Linked DNA regions of Mus musculus: region 2 is linked to region 1. A link is a loop called in an ENCODE intact Hi-C map of the cell type or tissue named here. Cell type or tissue: left cerebral cortex. All regions are shown on one strand. Each heading gives the region's core, and the rest is flanking DNA. Links, peaks and the distances in the headings are about the cores only. Region 1 overlaps 3110056K07Rik (RIKEN cDNA 3110056K07 gene). Region 2 holds the start of Actr10 (ARP10 actin-related protein 10).

Region 1 (8,076 bases), core at 1,129-6,128:
AATGCTTTACAGTTGGGTCTCAATGGAGGCCCTTCCCTAACTAAGCTCCTCCTCTGTGATAACTCCAGCTGTGTCAAGTTAATACACAAACCATCCAGTACAGCACTTGAAACAAAAACTTTAAGGTATCAAATTGAGCTTAAATATTCATGTAATAAAATGTTTATAGTACTTCTCTGATAAGAAAGAGTTCCTTTCCTTTGTTTCTGGTACTTTTGGTTTATTTGAGGCAGGGTAGGTCTTCCTACATAAGCCCCGCCTGTCCTGGGACTTACTATATAGAACAGGCTGGCTTTTAATTCTTAGAGATCCCCTTGCCTCTGCCTCCACCATACCTGGTCCTCGTTTCTGTTGTTGTTAAAATGACCTTGGAAAAAAGAAAGTTGGATTTAGATTATTAGTATCTCTGAAACAATTTCCTTTGTAGACAGGTGGCAAATTTGTGTGTGTGTGTGTGTGTGTGTGTGTGTGTATACACCAAGTGAAAATGTCTTGAATGTGTAGTTTTCTAATGTTTGTATTCGTCTGTTGAAATGTAATCTAGAGCTGACCTACATTTTACATTCTGGCACATCTCCACTGTATCCATATAATCAAAGGGTGAATCTGGGAAGTATGCATTAAAAACATTCCTGTATTTTGCCATACTACAATAAGCTAAACTTAGAACCTTTGACACACAGAAACTAAGGAAATGAAAGTCAGTGTTCTCTTAGATCAACTACGTACCCGAGGACTGCTAGACTGTGTTCTAATTGGGGTCGATTTTAATTGTACTCTTAATCTCTTCTTAAAATTAGTTAACCTTGGTTTATAGTTCATGCAAAGTAGACTGGATGGTTCTTTGTTTTGTTTTTGTTGTTTTGAGGTCTCTTCCCCATTGGCATTGAACTCCTTTACCTTTGAGTGAAGTGTTGGGATTAAAAGTGTGCTGTGTACCACCACACATGGCCAGATTTAAAAATGACAGCCTCTAAACTAGGCAGTGGTGGTATGTGCCTTCTATCCCAGCACTCAGGAGGCAGAGATAGGTATATCTGTAAGTTCTAGGACACCTTGGTCAATAGAGTTACTTCCAGGGCAGGCTTAAAAATCAAAAATATACATCCAATTCAACTTCAGGCGACTTAAGAACTGTCAAAGCATGAAAGATTAAAGACAAAATAAAAACCGATTCCTGCCCTTTATAAAATATTCTGAAAAGCCCTATCCTGATGAAATTGCTTGTTGTTATCTTGCTCCCTATAATCTGGCTATTTTTTAAAAGTTACAGGGGGAGGCATTCATTCTACTGTCTATTCAATTTGAACTATTACTCAATAGGTAACTATATTGTGCTTTGTATATTTAAAACATTAAAATGTTCCTTTTTGATCATCTCACCCCTTGAAGGGTAAATTACTATATTTATCTTTCTGGTTCATATAGAACATTTTTCTTAAGAGTAGACACTGAGGCCGGGCATGGTGGCGCACGCCTTTAATCCCAGCGCTCGAGAGGCAGAGGCAGGCGGATTTCTGAGTGAGTTCCAGGGCAGCCTGGGATATACAGAGAAACCCGGCCTCGAAAAACAAAAAACAAAACCCCAAAACAAACAAACAACCCCAAAAGACAAAAAAAGAGTAGACCCTGGGAATCAGAGAGCTGCTTGCCACTTTTGCAGAGGATTATAGAGTTCAGTTCCCAGCACCCACCTCAGACTGCTCGCAGCCACCTGTAAACTCAGCTCCAAGGGATCCAACGCCCTCTTCTGGCTTTCTTGGGTACCAGGCATGCAGAGACATACATGCGGACAAAATACTCATACATTTACAATAAAAAGGTTTTTTTTTTTTTTTTTTAGGATAGGTAGGACAGTTTTGATCTTCATTAGACAGCAGCAATTTTAAAGGGGTTATTTGAACTTTTACAATGTATACCACTGTAACTAAGTTAAAAATTTTCAAGCTCTTTCTCAGTGAGAAAAGCAGAAATATAACTATTACCAAGGGCTATCACAAGCCTGCATTGTGATATTTGCTTTAAGAATTTGCTTTAAGAATTGGAGGACATAAATTCCAACAAGACATGAAACGGAATCCAGGGAGTTTCCTGGACACTGGTTGGATGAGAATTCCAGTGAATTCAGAATAAACATAAATAATGCCAGTAATAAATGGCAAAAAACTTCTGAGGTGATACTGAAACAAAGTAGCTTATCTTGTGGGGTGGAGAGGGAAACACTCTCCCTATGTAGGCAGGCTAGCCTCAAACTCTGAGTGATCCTCTTTTATGCTCCCAGGTGTTGTATATTATAGGTGTATGCCCTGCCTGTGTGACTAACAAGATTACAAAGCAAAAACTGAGTTGGGAGAAATGTGTGTTTCCTAAACTAGTTCTAAGACCACCAACTTTAGACTTCTCCACAGACCTGAGTTCACCAGCTGGAAAATAGGCCTTGGCAATCTGTTTTTTGTTTGGTTGGTTTTTTTGAGACAGGGTTTCTCTGTGCAGTCCTGGCTATCCTGGAACTCACTCTGTAGACCAGGCTGGCCTCGAACTCAGAAATCCGTCTGCCTCTGCCTCCCGATTGCTGTGGTTAAAGGCGTGTGCCACCATGCCCGGCTACAGAGCCCTTCTTAAAACATTAATTACTGTGGAATATTTCATTTGCCTTTTTGTTGATGCTGCTGCTCCCCTGTGTATTACAGGGGAGCTAAGCCACATTAGAAAAGGGGCAACAGAAAAGTTATTAGAAAAAGGTTAACAGATAAGGCTTTTATAATTAAGTAAAACATATGGTAAAACAGTAGAGGATGGTGGATATTTAGAAAAACAACTTGAAAAATATATCTCAAGTCTGGTGGTGGTGCATACCTTTAATTCCAAACCTTGTGAGGCAGAGGCAAGCAGACCTCTGTGTGTGTGTGTGTGTGTGTGTGTGTGTGTGTGTGTGACAGACACAGATATGTCACAAGAGTACATAAGAGGAAAAAAGGGAGGGAGAAATATCTAGTAAAAAATTAATTGCAAAAATTGTTCAAATTCTTTTTATTACACTGTATCTGTGTCTTCAGACACCCCAGAAGAAGTTGTCAGATCTCATTACAGGTGGTTGTGAGCCACCATGTAGTTGCTGGGATTTGAACTCAGGCCCTTTGGTAGAGCAGTCAGTGCTCTTAACCCTGAGCCATCTCTCCAGCCCATTCAAATTCTTTATGATTCCACCTAGGTGCACAACGAGGGCACCATAAGGGTGTTAGGGGAACATTTCAAACACAAAGGTGGACAAGAGGCCAGGGAACAACACAGGAAATTACATTATTGTTCAATAATGGTCTGGGACTAGAAAGGGATTTTTCTTATTTTATTGATGGGCCAAGGAGAAAAGTTTTGACATAAAAGCAGCCCAGGTTAATTTAATTTGGTCAAAGAAAGTTCTATAGAGGAGCTTGGTGTTGCAAGTCTCTGAAGAGCAAGGAAGTAGGATTTGGTTTGCAGCCCAGGTAGGCTCTGCTGACTGTTAGTAGCTTGCTAGGTGATCACAGGGTTAAAAGGTGACAAATAATTGGTTTGCAACTCACTTTTTCAGCGGCAAATGAACTTCACAACGACTTACTGTGATTCACATTCAAAAGATAGCACAGATTGGCCATGAAGCCCATTTGCACGCTAATGAACCTATGAACTTGAACTTGTACCCACTGGAAGTGGACTAACGTGGCTGCATGCTGTTCTTACAAGTTTATGGAAGTCTGCACAGAGCCTTCCTTCACAGGGAATATCACTCATTCTCAAGCTCCAAACATGCTGCACACTGCACACTGTCAACAAAAACGGCTCTTCCTTCCTTTAGTCTCATGACAGCAAGCCAATGAAGCTTCCTGAAAACGACTCTGCTTTAGAGAAATAAAGTGCTCCCCTCCTCCCTCCCCCAGCTCTCTGGATGGCTTCCAAGTGAACTTCAGGAGAAGTTTTAAATGTGAAGCTCAAACTCGCTTACTCGAAAACCCATTCTTTTCCCTAAATGGAAATTTGACAAAACAGGAAGTACACAGTGAGAAAGAGAAGCAAAATTGTGGTCAAAGAATTTACTGTGCACAGCCTAGTGCTTTCTGACTAAGATAAAATACAGAACTTCAAACCTGGGAGGAAGCCAGTAAATTGGTTTCAATATCGTGACACATGAAGAAAGCAATAGGAGATGGCTTTTCATTGCATAAAAATTCCCTGCCCTACCCACTCTGACCAAGACAATAACAGAGCCATATAGTATATAGACACTGGAAGTACCTTACAATTTCATGTAAAAAAAAAAACACATTTTTGAATAACAGAATTCTCATTTGCTTTGAGAAAAATTGGAGTATCTTTTACCTTGATTACTGACGTATTTGAAATAACTCCATAAGTAGACAATTTACTTACATCTCAAAATTTAAGCTGTAGCAATTAAAATGGCCTAACTAGGTGGTTATGGAAGGCAGGGACAGGTGGATCTCAGTGAGTACCAGAACTACCCAGGCTACACAGAGAAACCCTGTCCCAAAAACAAAAGCAACCCCTCCCCCACAAAACGGCCAAAAAAAAACAAAAAACCCAAAACAAAACCCAACCAACAAAACAACCCCTAAAACCACCACCACCACCACAAAACAACAGCACACCAATACATCAAAATCCCCAGCAAGTGTCAAACAAATGAACAAAAAGTCAGGAAGGAGACCAATTACATGGAATACCCAACTTCGGTGTAAATTTTTTGAGACAGCATGTCTTACAGGGCCCAAGCCTGCCTGGAACTCACTGTGTAGACCAGGCTGGCCTCAAACTCTGAGACCTGCCCACTTCTGCCTCACAGTGCAATCTTGTTTTGCTCTAATTTCAGTATCTCCTACTGCAGCTAATAAGAGCAAGTGAACCTCTGGCTCAGGGTAAAGCACTCAGGGCCAGCCACTCAAGGTGCCAATGCCCCTCCCTCCCTCCCTCCCTCCCTCCCTCCCTAAGACTAAGGCAGGTGGGGCATGCAAGCCTGAGGATTTGTTCCTAAGGAGGATGGATACCAGCAACGTTTGCAAATCTAAAACTATTCTGTCAAAGCTATTTCTGATTCTCAGGGGTTCTTAACTTTTTTAGGGATAGATGGACATAGTAAGAAATATGTCTATAAATTCCTATCTGAAGAAATAAGTTGCTAGATTAGAATCCTGAAATATTAATAGCCGCAAATGAAACACTCTTAACGTAAAATTTAATTCTATGATATACTCCAGGTCACAGCCAATGAGCACAAGCTTGTGATTTGAATGTGGCTTTTTTTTTCAAATCCAGGGTTTCTGAATTCGGATGCATATTCAATACCATTATCTTGTGGAATTACTGTGAAAATTCTGGGACTTAAATGTGAGCACAGTTACTTAGTGTGTGTATGGAATGTGTAAGTGTGCAGCTGTGAACCCACGCGCATGTGTGAGCTACATCGCATGTCAGGTGAGAGAACCACCAACAGTAGCCTGTCCCCTCTCCCCCACATGGACCAGGCTCCGGATCAGTCTACCTGCTGAGCCATCCTGCTGGCCGGAGTTCTGGGAAATCTCCAGCTTAGATTATAGATTGGCCTCTTCATATCTATGCACTCCTACTACAAACCTGGTATTTTCACTTACTGCTCTATTCCCAGCACTCTCAATTTTCCTAATTCTCAAGGCCAAGCCCTGACCAATTAATTTCACGGCAACTCCAGATCAAGCAAATATCCTCATAAAATAAGACCCTACTTCTAGTAATAGGAGTTCCTGTTGCTAGGCCTCATTTCATACATAGAAGCATGAGGCATTGAGATTAAAACCAAAAGCACTCAGGTGGTGTCCTCGTCAGCTTTCTGCTACTGCGATAAACACCACGGCAAAAGCAACTTGGAGAGGAAACAAAAGACTAAAGTTCAGTTTCTACTCCTAGGACACAGTCCATCACTAAAGAAAGTCAGGGCAGAGATTCAAAGGGGAAATGAAGCAGAAACCATGAAGGAATGCTGGCTCACTCTCTGGTCTATACTTAGCTAGCTTCTTCAGATATACTGCCCAGGGGATGGTAATGCCTAAGCGGACTGGGCCCATGGATAGCAGTTAAAAGGCAAGAAAATTCCTCACAGCCGTGCTCACAGGCAATCCCGATGGAGGCAATTTTGTTTGAGTTTCTCTGAAAAGGGCAATTTTTTGTTTGAGGTTTCTTCTGAGGTGCTAGGTTGTAACAAACTGACATTAAAAACTAACAGAGGGGGATTATGTACTTAGCGAGACACAGGGCCTATATATCCAGTTAATGGCAAGAGGGCAAAGCAAAGAACCCTCAGTCTTTACCGTTTTCTTACAGTTTACTACTAGCAATAGTAAAGATCTGCAAAATATCATTTATTATCCAAAAATCCCTTTGATAGTTATACTATCTTTTAAAAAACAACAATCGAATAAAACTTACTAATGTGTGAATAGTCTCAAGTGTTCTATCCCCAAATGCTCTTAATATGGCTTAATTCCTCAAGCGGTTTCATTTCTAGGTGATTTACCAGGATGTTTGTTTTTAAATCCAGAGGTGAGGGTTTTACGCTGGCCTGGAGCTCACCAATAAGGCTAGAATGGCTGGCCAGTGAACCTCGGCATTTCCACTTGCATTTCTGCAGTACGGACTTCAAGTACAAGCTCCCACAGACTAATAATGAAAGCCTGCCACGTAGGAAGGACTTGAACTGCCCCACAGTTGAAGCCCATCCTCTAAACAAGCTATCTGGGCTTCAGCCATTCTAAGTCTGTGTGGGACGTGAGCAGCTGTCCTCATTTCATCTGTCATCTCCCCAGTAGCTTCTCCTGCATCATCTATATCTAAGCAGTGGTTGCTTAGGTTGAATAGTCCATGAACAACTTTTTCAGAGGAAGTGAGCAGTCTAAGGCCAATGGATTTTGATAAATGATCCTGCATTTCAGTTTGTTGTCTGGCTAGAATATCAAGAACCCTTGCCATTTCATTGGCTATAATCTCAAAAACTTCCTGTAATCTGAAGTGTAGTCCCAAGATCTCCTCTATCCATTCATGGGTGGTGGTGGTGGTGGTGCATAGTGCACTGGAAAGGCAGAGGCAGGCAGAGCTTGACCAGGCCAGCTTGGTCTACCGAGTGAGTTCCAGGACAGCTAAGGCTACACAGAGAAACCCTGTCCCTTAATCAAAACAAAAAAACAAACAACAAAAGACCCAAAAGACTTTGACCCAAGCATGTTAAACTTCCAAATGGTATGTTAAGTCATTGTTCCTACTAAGCAAAACAATTCTTTCATATTATTGAAATCTTTAGGAGGCAAATTCTAGTGGCCAGACTGAAGTACCTTGGTTCATTTTAGGGCTCAAGGGGGTCCAGTTCTCTAGCATCTATGATGTGTAATGGCTAGGTCTGAGTCAAGTACCTTCATGTGTTATATTAAAGTGGTACTAGCCTAATCTCCCCATATGCTAATAGTGGGTGGAGGGCACCCATAAAGAATTTCATAAGGAAAAATTCTGCTTGGTAGGGTTAAGTCTAGTATTTAAGAGAGCAATTGGCAACAATGATTTCAGTTTAAGTGTGTCTCTTGCTTAGCTGTAGCTTCCATGTCTGATTCACACGCTCTCCCAGCCCAGAGCTCTGAGGGCCTTATGTCCTATTTAAAAGCCAGGTGATCTTTAACCCTTTAACCACCAGTCATACTATCTCGGCCACAAACACATCTGTTCCTGTAGTGATAGAAATTCCAAGTTGGGCTGGTGAGATGGCTCAGTGGGTAGGAGCACCCGACTGCTCTTCCGAAGGTCCAGAGTTCAAATCCCAGCAACCACATGGTGGCTCACAACCATCCGTAACAAGATCTGACTCCCTCTTCTGGTGTGTCTGAAGACAGCTACAGTGTATTTACATATAATAAATAAATAAATCTTTAAAAAAAAAAAAAAAGAAATTCCAAGTTGAGGAATGATCTTTAAGAGAAGTAAGGCCGGGGCTGGTGAAATGGCTCAGTGGGTAAGAGCACCCGACTGCTCTTCCGAAGGTCTGAAGTTCAAATCCCAGCAACC
Region 2 (8,076 bases), core at 2,016-7,015, 59 kb before region 1:
CTAGGTTTGACGCCAACCTGGTGTACAGGGAGTTCCTGAACAGCCAGGGCTATGTAGAGACCCTGTCTCAATCTCCACCCCCAAAGGAAATGACCCAGACCCAAGAGAGCTGAGCATGGTGGCTCATTCCTTTAATCCCATCACTCAGGGCTCCAAGGCAGAAGGTATACCTCAAGTTTGAAGCCAGCCTGAGCTATAGAGTGAATTCCAGGCCAGCTCTGGGCTATAGAGATCTTACCTCTAAAAACAAATGGCAAAGCAATAAATAAATAAATAAATAGCCCAGGTAAAAACTTTAATGGTAGCTACAGATCCATGATTCTATGACTTTTAAAGTTAGATTCTCTTAAGGATATGGTTTATAAATAAATTTGAAGATGATTGGTCTTAAAATTAATTGAAAATGAACTTGCTTATTTCTCTTCTCTGAAGAAATTCCTTTGTAATGAGATTATTAGGTGATTTCATGAGCAGTATTTCATAGGTTTGCAGTGAGAAAGGGACTGAGAAGATGAAGATCAAAGGTCACACAGGTTAAGCATGTTTCAGGCTTGAACATAGTTTATTGGCTGTTTTAATGTTCTTGTTTGAACAGTTTCTATTATCTTCAGTTTTCAAATTAAAATGCAAATACATTGTTCACCTCTTTTCGTTTCCATCCTCGCTCTAACCCTTCCTGTGCCACACCTTTGCTCTCTCAAATCGATGGTCTCTGTTTCTTTAATCTCATTACACACACACACACACACACACACACACACACACACACCAGCTTGTGTGTGTCTGTTTATGAATATCATGGTTGGGTAAGACTGGTTTCCCTTCTTTGAAAGCTTGTATGGAGCCTTCTGGTACCATGAAAGCTAGTTCTCAGGGAGGAGGCTTTCTGGTTAGAACCTCTGGGTCCTCTGTCTAAAGTGCATGGTGTCTTAGCAACAACGACTTATCCTCAACCTCTGCAATGCAACTAAGAGCAACAGCAAAGCTTGTTTGGGGAGTTTCTTGGACATCTCTGACAAACTGCTCAAACAGCATCTCCTTGCCCAGTGCTGGGATTTTTGTTAGATGACTGTGAGAAAATGTCTCTTTTGCAGACTGTCTGGACAGTTTTTTCAGTTGGGTCAACATTCTTTGCTTCCAGCCAGCAAGAGAAATAAATCAGGGTTTTTTTTGTTTGTTTGTTTTTTTAATGTACTCTTAAATCTTTCTTTTTAAAAAATACTCCACAAGAGGTTCCATTCAAACATCTGAGATTATTAAGGAATATATTTGTTTTGTGTTCATTCTTTTTTTCTTTCTGCTAAAATAACCACGATATTCTCCTTATTAAATTTTTATTTATTTGTTCTCGATTTCATGTATATGCTTTGATCATATCTTTGCATCTTGCCACCATGACACCTGGTTTCTCCTCTTCTAGAAATCCAATCAATCTCCCCAGCAACAGGCAAGAACTGCTGTCTTAGTAACTATTCTATTTCTGGGAAGAGACAACATGACTAAGACAACTCTTATAAAAGGAATCGTCAATCGGGGACCTGCTTACAGTTTTAGTTAATGATGGGGGGGTGGGGTGGCGGGCAGGCATGGCAATGAAGCAGTAGCTGAGAGCTTTACATCTTAATTGCCAGGCAACAAGGGTCCGGGGTGGGGGTTGGGGGCAGAGGAGGCAGGGAGGAGAGAGCTGCGCCTAGTGTGGGCTTTTTAAACCCCAAAGTCCACTCCCAGTGACACACCTCCTCCAAGGTCAAATCTCCATATCCTTCCAAAACTGTTCCAGTCCTCGGTGACTAAGCATTCAAACAGATGAGCCTAGGCGCGCGGGGGGGGGGGGGGGGGGGGCGTTCGCATGTAAACCACCACAAATACTGCTGTAATTAAGGAGCATTTCCGCCTTCCCAATCCAAGTTTTGAATTTAGATCTTAGGATCCTTTTCTAGAACTGCTTCGGGGAGAGTGAAAGCCAATCTCTTCTGAGCAGACTCTATCTTGTGTGTTCATTGCGGCGACTAAATGTCATGATAAACGACCAACACAGAACTGGAGAATGAGAAAGCGATCTCAAGTTCCTGCCTCCCCTCCTAAGCCGCTAAAAATCCTTACTACGCCGCGCAGGCGCCCCCGGCCGCTGAGCGAGAGGACCCGGGAGGCTCCGCCCCTCTAAGGTGTCCGGCGCGCCTGACCGCCTCGGCCTCCGCGACGTCAGGCCTCTCCTTGGCCAGCCCGGGTCCTCGGCTTTGTGAGGACCCCGCCCCGCCCCCGCGCTGAGGCAGCCCCCCCGCCGGGCGGACCACTTCACCCTCTCTACGTCGGTCTCTCAAAGATGCCGCTCTACGAGGGCCTTGGGAGCGGCGGCGAGAAGACAGCAGTCGTGATCGACCTAGGAGAAGCTTTCACCAAGTGAGTGGCCATGGGCGGCTGTGGGCCCGAGGGACGTGCCGGTGGTCCCGGACTGGCAACCGTCTTTAGGCCCGCTGGGCACCCGGGACCTTCCCCCGGCGATCCCGCGAATGCTAGCTCACATCGTTGCCTTAAGGCAAAGCTCAGTCCACACTCAGTGATGAATGTGTTGTCAGGGAGGACTCTCTTGGGCAATGCGAACCTGTAGGATCTGGTGGCCTGAGTGGGATCTGGACTCCTAGAGAAGCCCAGGAAGCTCGGGGAACGGTGTCCCCCACCCCACCCCCGTCTAAGGTGATCAGGGGCCATCACTTTAACTTTTGACAGCGATGACCCAGATTGTGCTTGCCTCTGGCTGGGTCAGATTGGAAGGAAACCATCGAATTGTAACGCTTGCTGACTCTTTCCACCATAAAACATTTATGGGATGGAGCCCCATTGGTTCTGGAAATAGATTGTTCTCCAGGAGTGTAGGAAATCAGCTATGGAGCCCTGGCACATGAAGACAGGAAGCCGCATAGAAATGAGACGGGAAATTGTTGGTTACCTTATAATACTCTTAGACCCACATTTTGCACTTTAAAAAAGCAGTTTGTAAGCACGGGAGTAGTGGTCCTCGAAGTGGCAGTCAAAGGTAGAGATAGCAAAACACAAATTCACAAGCCTTGGAACATCTGGACAGTATGAGAGGATGCTGGACGGTTTTAAGTTCTTTGGACCATCCATTTAAGAGTCCTTGTATTGGACTCAAGAACAACACAGAATTACATGACATATATGTATATATAAAGTGATGTTGTGTATGAAATACATATTAGGCTCCAGAAAGCTGAGAGTTCCATCATATATACATATTATGTGTTTGAGGTGAAGTTATATATGAAACAGATGTGTGGATTATTTTTGCATATTTTAAACACTTCCTAACCTGTAATAGATGTTAAGCAACTATTAAATAAATGGTCATAAGAACAGACTTAAAAATTGGTCCTTAGAAGCTACAGAATTGGATTAAACATAGTTCTTGATTATCCTCTCCTTCTCTGACTCTCCCATATTCATCTTACTTTTTTAAAAAACATTAATATAATAAGTAGAGATTACTACCTGAAAATAATTATTGTGGCTATACATTGAAAATATAAATTATTATATAGGGATGTGATTGAAGACAGAAGGACATAAAAGTTTTCAAAGGCAGAACTTAAGCTACATCATTACAAAGTCCTTGAGGACTTTGAGGAGCACTGAATATAAGTAACATTGAAGTGAAAATGGAGAGAGATGTCTAGGCACAGGGGAACAGTGCCCAGGCGGGGGAAGAAAAAAAAAAAAGGTGTGATTTCCAATATGGTCATTTTAGCAACCTTTTTTCCAGCACAAAAGAAATGTGGCACTGACTACTAATTTTTCTCTTTTTCTTTTTCTTTTCTTTTCTCTTTTTGTTTTTTTTTTCTTTTTGAAATAGTGTCCAGTGTGGCCCAAGCTGCCCCAAACTTCTAGTCCTAGTGCCTCTGCCCTCCTGAGTGCTGGCATTGTTCATGTGCCTACTGTGCTTGGCTTAAACCAAGACCCACAAGTTGTCTTCTCCCCTTCCTATGTGCACTGTGTCATTCACGCACCCATGCACATAAACACAGGAAATAAATACTAATAAAACCAGTGTCCATGTCCTAGTGTGAGTGTAGGCTTGTTTGAGTTCATCATATATGAAATGATTATAATTGTCAGATTCTCATAGTTTAAGAAGATAGTCTTGGGGCTGGAGAGCCAGCTCAGTGGGTAAGAGCACTTGCTACTCTTCAGAGAACCTGGGTTCAGTTCCCAGCACCCATGTCAGATAGCTCACAGTTACCTCACAATTCCAGTTCCAGGGAATCTAATGACCTCTGTGATCACCAGGCGCGTATGTAGTGCACATACATACACATATGGGCACAACACTTATACACATAAAATGATTAAAGAAAAAAAAGTCTTAAGTAACATGCTAACGGTTACTTTATTAGTAATAGTACTTTATTAATATTAAAACTAAGAAGAGAATGAAGAGATTATTCATGTGCCGTGTGGTGAGTGACATTTCTGTCAATGAGAGATCACATATATGATGTCATGGCTCTTCAGTATCACATGTGGGTTGTCTATGACCAGAGTTTCTTTATTCTGAATAATTGTAGTTCCTATTATTCCATGTTTAGATGCATTTAGGTACACAACCACTTACCTTTTGTATGTTTTTATATACTTAAGTATACAAACACCTTTGAGTTATACTTGCCTGCAGTATTTAGTATGGCAACATGTTCTAAAAGTGTGTCGTCAAACAACAATCACGGACATAGCTTTATGTGCAGCCCACTGTGTTTCTAGGTTTATGTAAGTATGCTTTTAGGATGCTGCAAAATAACTAAGCCACCCAACAATGTGCTTCTCACAGCCTCTCACTGAGTAATACACGACTGTCAGAAGGAAGTCACATAGTGTAGATCCAGGGTTATAAAAATAAATGTCTTATAAAAGAGGAGGAAAATGAAATCTGCCTTAAAATGAGACACTGGCTTATTTCAATATAAAAATTTGTATATACTTTGCTTCTTCCTTTAATGTGTGATGTAAACTTAATAAATGTTATTTTTATATTTTTTCTTTGACCCTTTAAGTGCATCAGAGATATTTCCAGATGTTTTTGTGGCCATTGTTTCTTTGGCAGATATTTAGAAAAAAGGTTATAAGTTGAGTATGTAATTTTCCATTTCTTTGCAGGTGTGGATTCGCAGGAGAAACTGGTCCACGATGTATAATTCCTAGTGTGATAAAAAGAGCTGGCATGTCTAAGGTATTTTTTTTAAAACAAACAGAAAACTATGGACTGGCATGGTGGCTCAGTATGGAAAGGTGCTTGTTGAACAAGCCTGGCAGTTGAGGTTTACGCTCGGAACCCACATAAAGGTAGAAAGAGAGAACCACTTCCACAGAGTTGTCATCCGACCGCCGCCACCCAAGGGCTGTGACACATCATAGAGCATGCATGCACACATGCACACACACTAACATTAATAAGTACTAAGATGTGAAAATTAGAAAAATAAAGTAAGATACAATTTCAAGAGTTTTTTTAAGTCAACTTTGTTGAGGCCTAATCTTATGTGGCATGAATTTAATCATGATGTGCAACAACCATATAATCCAGGAGATGAACTAAGTCTAGAATATTTGAGGAAGCCTTTGCTACCTTTTGTTTTTAAAGATTCTTTTTCTTTTTCTTTTTTTTTTTTTAAGATTTATTTTTACTTTGTGTTTTACCTGCACATACTTAAGTTCCCTCCAAACATGCAGTGCTCTTGAAAGCCAGAAGAGAGTGTCAGATACCCAGGAACTGCTGTTACAGTTGTGGGCTACTGTGTGCTTGCTGGGAACCAAGCTCGAATGTCTGTAAGAGCAGCCAGTGCTTGTACCTGTTCAGCCATCTCTCCAGCCCTCTTTATGCTTCTTAGGCAATTCTAAGGGGTTTTGGTTTTGGTTTTGGTTTTTTGGTTTTTTGAGACAGGGTTTTTCTGTGTAGTCCTGGCTGTCCTGGAACTCACTCTGTAGACCAGGCTGGCCTCAAACTCAGAAATCCACCTGCCTCTGCCTTCCACGTGCTGGAATCAAAGGTGTGCGCCACCAATGCCCAGCTATTCTGAATTTTTATCATTAGTCATGCCCAAATGATAAGTCAGATGAAGTAAGACAAAAATCTTATAAGCTCTGTTCTGTGTACTTACTTGTAGACACACACTTCTATTTATACCGTTAAAATTACCTTCTCTTTTATCCATTGCCTGTTCATTGAAATCCCTAATTGAAGAGATTACCCTTTGTGGGGGATATTTGTTTTGTTTGGGTTGTTTTTTTTTTGTTTTGTTTTTTGTTTTGTTTTGTTTTATGTTATTTTTGAGATAAAGTTTTGTCTAACTCAGGTTAGCTTGATGACCTTAAACTTGGGTCTTCTGCCTGTTTTTAGGCATGCACTAGCACATCGAGTTTTATGCATTTATGCAATGTTGTGTTGATCCCAGGGCTTTGCATATGCTATGCACGTCCACCAGTTAAGCTACACTAAGGTTAATCAGTTTTTAGTTTTTTATATTCTTAATATAAATTTCATTTATGATGAGAAAATATATTAGTAAATAAAAAGCACACAGTATTGTTAATATAAGAAATCATTTTAATTTTTTCCAGCCAATCAAAGTTGTTCAGTATAATATCAATACAGAAGAATTATATTCCTACCTAAAGGAATTCATCCACATACTGTATTTCAGGTAAGATGAAACTTTATTTCAGGGTTGGTTTTTCCCTAATGGCAGTTATAGGAGTGCTTGGTTATTGCATCTGATACAAAAAAGAAAATTGGAGTCCAGCGCCAGTTTTGTTTATCTTCAACCTTTGGGTGTTTAAACTATTTTTAAGAATTTGTTTGTGGCTGTGCATGTCTCTGGGTCCTGAGGTGTATGGAGGTCAGAGGGTGCTTTGTGGACATCAGTTCTCTCCTTCCACACCGGTCCCACGGGTCAAGCTCAGGCTTGGCTATGTCTGCCTTCACCCCTGAGCCATCTTGCCATCTCTGTCTTTAGCCTTTGGAAAAACATAGCTGATGATTAGAGAACTGAAAATTGTAAGACATTGAAGGCAAATCAAGTGCCTCTTAATAAAGGGACTGGCAGCCTGTGAATAAACCTCAGCCAAGTCCTGTCTGTCCGTAAAAGACAGACAGACAGACAGACAGATAAGTAAATTGTGTACTATCCATATGGTAAAACACTGTGCAGTTATTATTGGGGTCGGAGGCCTTTTGCTTAGTGGTACAGCACTTTCTGATTAACTCTGAGACCTGTCAGCAAAATAGGGTGGGTGGTTGTTCCATATCCATATGTAGTGAATCAGAAAAATAAGATGTATTAAAAATGAAAAGAACACACTAAAGAACAACTATAGAATGCATATTCATGCTTAAATATGTGTTTATACATCCAGAATAAAAAAATAATAAAGATCATTTTTAATACTTTCTGGGCAATAAATGGATTAAACTCTTGTGGTTTCCAAGTTAATGTCTATTATGACTGAAATTTGTGAGCTTATACTTACTACTTTTACAAATTCACAAAAGAAAACCTCTGTGTAGTGGCTAATGGTGGTAATGATAATTAATGGCTTTAGTTCCTGCTACAGCACTTAGCACAGTCTAAGAACTCAGAAACATCGTATTCCTGGAAGGATAAAATAAAGGCATATTTTTGTCATAAAGCATCTTAACATATGAAAAACAGTTTATTCTTAACTTGCATTACTTACCCAAAAAAGTACAGAGCTCTGTTTTCTTTTCCAGGCATCTGTTGGTGAATCCCAGAGACCGCCGCGTTGTGGTTATCGAGTCGGTGTTATGTCCTTCCCACTTCAGAGAGACTCTGACTCGTGTTCTTTTTAAATATTTTGAGGTACCTGTTTTTATTTGTGTGTATGTGTGTGTGTATACTTGGGTGCACATGTATATATGGCATTTGTAGAGGCCAGCGGCCCAGTCTCTTTCTTAATCATTTATCCACCCTATTTTTTCATTTATTTTTGACATTTTTGAAGTTAGCCTCAAACTTGCTGTATAGCTGAGGCTGACCTTAAACTTGTGAT

The links. Peaks named below come from ENCODE experiments on the same cell type or tissue, not always from the same donor. Only the 100,000 strongest peaks of a DNase experiment are listed, where the experiment ranks them.
Region 2: it touches region 1 in a loop (2.1-fold over the local background); 2 of 42 quality-filtered maps call a loop at or near these places.

What each region holds. Positions count from the first base shown.
Region 1 is chr12:70,995,695-71,003,770 of GRCm38, forward strand. The region is part of intron 3 of 3110056K07Rik (RIKEN cDNA 3110056K07 gene); the gene reads right to left. It overlaps Psma3 (proteasome subunit alpha 3), which reads left to right. Exons shown (of 11, transcript NM_011184.5): 11 at 1-183. Among named protein-coding and RNA genes, the nearest start is that of 3110056K07Rik, 16 kb to the right of the region's middle. In left cerebral cortex, for the core only: no CTCF peak of the experiment used is centred there; a DNase peak (open chromatin) is centred at 3,988; H3K27ac peaks cover 478 bases.
Region 2 is chr12:70,935,632-70,943,707 of GRCm38, forward strand. Actr10 (ARP10 actin-related protein 10) reads left to right here and starts at 2,226. Exons shown (of 13, transcript NM_019785.2): 1 at 2,226-2,400; 2 at 5,167-5,239; 3 at 6,628-6,710; 4 at 7,778-7,886. The coding sequence starts at 2,324. In left cerebral cortex, for the core only: no CTCF peak of the experiment used is centred there; DNase peaks (open chromatin) are centred at 2,172 and 4,798; H3K4me3 peaks cover 1,357 bases; H3K27ac peaks cover 1,116 bases.